2 separate regions of the Mus musculus genome follow, and region 1 is linked to region 2. Evidence: chromatin loops called from intact Hi-C (ENCODE). Cell type or tissue: gastrocnemius. All regions are shown on one strand.

Region 1 (2,500 bases), 290 kb before region 2:
GTGTGTGTGTGTGTGTGTGTGTGTGTGTGTGTTTTAATGTTCTTTGAATGTATGGTCTAGCTTCTCACTTTATCTTCCAATCACGGTACTCTATCTTCTACCTGATCTGTTCTTCTTATAAGGTTCCTCCTGCTGCTTAGGTTGGAGTTATTGAGGTTTTATTTCCATCATCGTTTCAGCTTGAGTTCTACTTCTTTATTGAATTCAGTTTTCAGATCCTGGATTTTCTTTGTCACTTCATTCAGTTGTATGTTTGTGTCTTCCTAGACATCATCACTCAGGCATTTATTGCTACTTTTTTAAAAAAAGTTCATTGAACTGTTTGTTTGTGTCCTCTTTAAACTCCTTGAATTCTTGGCTGACATTTATGATTGTTCTTTGGAGTTCTGGAGTCCGTCTAGGCAATTCTCACTGAAGAACATTCATACAGGACTAGCAGATTTGGGAGAGATAAGTTGTCTTGGCCTTTCATATTGTCTGTGGTTTTTACAATAAAACATGGGTTTGTGATCCAATTGCTGTCCTTGGGAGTGGCTGTTGTAAGATTTCAAACTGTCTCAGACTATGCCAGAGAACTGGCTATACTTCAAGACCTGAAAGTTGGGGGTACCACTGTCAGGAGAGGCTCCAGGCACTTACTTACAAGGGAGGATCTTTGAACATCTGATCAGTCTGGGCTAGGCCCAGAGCTTAGCTATGGTGCTAGCCAACCCAGGGTGAATCTCCTCTCCTCATCAGTCTGAGCCTGTTCTCTTTATAGCTTGCTGACTCTAAATTTTTAATATGAAAAGACAGTATTTAACTGTGGCGTTGTGTATAATTTTCAGTATTCAATTCTTTGTCTTGTGAAATGGGTAAAAACTTTTATGAGAGAAAAAAAGAGCAAATGTCAGAAATCATAGGGACAAACATAGATACAGATTTCCTATTTTTAAAAGTTCTTTCAAGACATTGTCATTAATAAATATAGTTATGTGGATCATTTATGCAAGTCTTTAATTTTTTTAAATTCAATTGTGTGTGTGTGCGTGTGTGTGTATGTGTGCGTGTGTGTGTGTGTGTGTGTGTGTGTGTGTATCCATGTGCAGAAGACAATTTGGAGGAATTAGTTGTCTCCACTCATCCTCACCACATAGGTCATGGGGATGTAAATCAAGACTTCAGATAGGCGGCAAGTGCTTTTAGCAGCTGAGCCTTGTCTCTGGCAATTTGTGAATATTTAATAGTATCACGGGTTCTGTGTTGTCCATATCTGCATCCTCTAAAGGACTGGAAGTTGGACTGGGTGAGGAAAGGAAAGGAAATGCCCAGCCGCAGGGATCGCTGTGAAACCCTGTCTTCACTAGGGGGCATTGTGTTAACTTTCAGTTCTCTGTCTCTTTCTATCTGTCTGTCTCTGTCTCTCCCTGTCTCTGTCTCTCTCTTTGGGTCTCTCTCTATCTTTGTCTTTCTATCTTCCTCCCTCCCTCTCTGCTGCCTCTCTGTCTCTGTTTCTCTCTGTCTCGGTGTCTCTCTGTGTCCCTGTCTCTCTGCAGGAGAATTTCTTTTTAGACCTGGCAAATCCCTTTAGACCTCTTTCTCTCCTTTCCTTTGTCCCTACCATGGCTGCTGGTCCACACTAGGAAACCGACTGCTCTCTCCTTTACAATTCTGCTTCTGTAGACCTCACCATGCTCCTTCTAATTTAATTTTAGATCACACCACTATAAGTGCTAAGTGATGTGAGGTCCTGTCTGGTTTCTGAGCACTTCTTTCAGCACCTTTAACATCTCGGCAACTTGTGAAATTTCTCTGAGACATGACTAATTTAAAAGAGACCCAAAGGTCTTTGTTCATGACCTTTTGTTGAAATCTGTCTAAAACTCTAAAATTCATAGTGAGGAAAAAAAAAAGTAGCTTTGATGCTCAACTTTTTATTAACATATATCCAATTTTATCTGTACATTACAGTAACGTGTAGTAGTTGTCAGTGACATGACAACTCTACAGGAAAGATCATGTACAAATTTCTATAGTTCTATTGCCCAGAAAAAAAAAAGTCGATATTTTGGCGTATATTTTAATTAGTAAATGATTTTTGAGATTCTACTCCTAGTCTCCTTTTGATAATACACCTCTTAACAAAGCATTCCCTGTAATGTTTCAAAATACTCTTTACAATCCAGTGGCATCATACTGAACTGTTCTACTGAATGCTGTAAGCCTACATCCTTGAGTGTTCCCAACGAGTCAGCTCTCTGCAGTTGGGATACTCCATAGCCCTCAGAGCATCCCTCCTTGGCAGCTTCTTCCAGAAATTGCTAGAGTCTCTGCTCATTCACTGGATCCCTTGGCAATGAGACAGATTCCAACAGGCTGAGCGTGTTCAGGGGTCATACCTGCCAGCTGTTCACATTGGTGAAGACTAACCTGAAATCCCCTGAGTCTTTTAATGCCTTCTGACTGTGACCTGCATTTGTTAGTGCTGAGAAGTGACACTGGGCTAGCTGGCACAATAAGA
Region 2 (2,500 bases):
TGCTTGTATTGGAGGCGTAAGAGATTCCAGATGGCATTTAATTTGAGTGATTACATCTACAGCATTTACTCTCAAATGCACATTAATCTGCCTAAGAGTTGTACAGATTTCCCTCCCCACCCCCATCCCCTACCCCGGAACCAGCAATTGAGGGCAATTTCAGTGAGGCCTCAGCGCTTTAGAGGCGGACAGACCTAGAAGTTCACTCTGTGTTTTATTCTCTTCTTCACTGAGTTATTAAAAAAAATCATAATGTAAACTTTTTAAGCTACACTTTCCTTTAGTATAATCTGAGGCATAACAATAACCATTTTGAAAGGGCAATATAAGAGTTTGGGGTCAAGTTTTCTTGAGTTCCTTTTTTTGTCTGAAATATTCGATTTTATTAGTTTACTGCACAAGAGTAATTTTTGGTAGAAATTCTATGTGTCATAGATTTTTGTAATATGTCTTTATCATCCACAAATAGCTAGAATAGTTTGAGGTTCTAAGGAGATGTCCAGGCATTTCTTAAGTTCACATTTAAATTCCAGATAGAATGAGGTGTTTTTCTGCTATACTGTAGCTGGAAATATAGGCCTTGCTAGCCTTCAAGACATACATATGTATGAGTCTGGGGGGCACATTGCTGTCCTTCTATACAGATTTTGCAAAGCTAAAATACTTTCAAAGTAAAATACTTTAAGATACTTTCATGGTGTTTCTGGTCACACACACACCCCAAAGGGGTCAGATAAGGGTTGGGAGGTGTCTGCATGAGAGCCGGCAGAAGTCTGGTCCCCGGGGTTCAAAGAAATTTCTGTTCCAACCTTGCAACAACCCTCTCATGATCTAATAATGCTCATTTTACTGCGTCTTCCATGTAAGATCAGTGATGCTTGCAGGAGAAAAATGAAATCCTTTTGAAATAGCCCTAAAACATATCAATCTAAAAATACTAGCTTGTGTCTGCTCTCACATTTTGGGGGCAGTTTGGTAGCTCAGCACTCTTGAAAAGCACTGGGCTTTCCAGCGAACTGTAACTTGGTCTTGAAATTGGGATTCGAGCATCCTTTGCAAAGACTTAAGGTTTTTCCGTGGCTCCCTTCAAAGGCACCCACATCGGCTTTGCACACGTAGTGACGCGTTCTCTGTTAGTCTTAGTTTGTCTTTTTGGTCCATTGCTGCTCTCTTCCTCTGCTTTGAGAACAAATTAAGCTTCTCTTCTGGAGCCTGGTTCTTCTCAACTATTTTCCCACTGGCTCCCCCTGCTGCCGTATGGGTGCCAGCGCATAGCACAGGCTAGCACTTGCTGTTGACTTCAGATAACGGTTTTCTTCCGGCCAGGAGGTTTGCAGGAAGGAAGATGGGTTGTTCACAGCTGTAGCTGAAACTTAAGATATTCCAGCCCTGCCCCACAAAAGTATAAGGGAACTCAGAAGGACCGAAATCCCATTATGAAGGAAGCTAAGTTAGTTGCAAGAGACATTTTAAGTAGTGACAATTAAAATAGTTTTAGCTGTTAAAACATAAAAAAGAGGATTCTTAAGAGTTCATATATATACATATATATGCCTCAATAAATATATAAATTTTAAGAGAAAAGCTCTTGTATAGCCATAGAAGCTGGGAACTTGGCTTCTTGATATTTTGAGTTTGGTGTCTTATGTTTCCAACTTCTTAATAAAGGTAGATTTGGGAAAGCTTTTTTTTTTGTTTGTTTGCTTTTTTTGTTCTTTTTTTTTTGTCTCTAGAGCCTCACATAAAAGATAAAAACATAAAATATAGTACCACAGCTAGAAAAAAATTCTCTCTTTGCTTATAAGTAGTAATAGAAAAACAAAACAAAACACTTGCTTAAAATGCTTTAAGTTTTGCACACATCTGTGTGTGTGTGTGAGTGTGTGAGTATGTGCATCTCTCTGGTCTGGAAACATTGCTATAAGGATTTTCACTTCATTGACATGTAAGGTCTTTGTTTATAATGTAGCAAGACATGAGAGACTACAGGGAAAAAAGCCAACAGTGTCATTGGTTCCGTTCCTGTGTCAGCTTTCTGTGTTGGCTCGCATAAACTGACCCCTCACCCCTTGCTTCTATGTTTCATTAAATAAATCAATTACTAAGAGAATGCTTTCAGCTATCATCAGTCAATCAATTTGATTTATAGGAAAATGGTAGCTTCTATGGTAGAGTATGAACTATCCCGCCCTTTTTTAAAAACAATCAAAATGTTAAGGCTTAGTTGGATAAAAGAGTGAGTGTCCTTAGCATGATTCAAGCTTCCCTCCTTCCCCACAACCAAGGCCAGGAGACGATGCTTTGAAGGGATGTCAGGAATAGGAAAACAGTTTCTTCACTCCAACAGTTGGGTGATGGACCTAGAGACTTTCTTAAAGGGCAGACACATCCGTGATATTCACTAGGATATTAGTTAAATTGGACACAGCAGCTAATGTAATAGTGGGTTTATGATCTTGTCCCGTGGAAAATACCAAATGTTTTTTTCTTTTGTTATTGT

Evidence for each region. A loop is a pair of places that touch in the nucleus more often than their neighbours do. Peaks named below come from ENCODE experiments on the same cell type or tissue, not always from the same donor. Only the 100,000 strongest peaks of a DNase experiment are listed, where the experiment ranks them.
Region 1: a loop joins it to region 2, with 2.4 times the contacts of the local background. A loop is called at or near these places in 16 of 42 quality-filtered maps.

Annotation. Positions count from the first base shown.
Region 1 is chr13:109,621,077-109,623,576 of GRCm38, forward strand. The region is part of intron 3 of Pde4d (phosphodiesterase 4D, cAMP specific); the gene reads left to right. Among named protein-coding and RNA genes, the nearest start is that of Gm32703, 180 kb to the left of the region's middle. In gastrocnemius, a CTCF peak has its summit at 1,326 (motif pointing right); a DNase peak (open chromatin) is centred at 2,340.
Region 2 is chr13:109,906,546-109,909,045 of GRCm38, forward strand. The region is part of intron 8 of Pde4d (phosphodiesterase 4D, cAMP specific); the gene reads left to right. Among named protein-coding and RNA genes, the nearest start is that of Mir1904, 4.0 kb to the left of the region's middle. In gastrocnemius, a CTCF peak has its summit at 1,269 (motif pointing left); a DNase peak (open chromatin) is centred at 1,256; H3K4me3 peaks cover 2,500 bases; H3K27ac peaks cover 2,500 bases.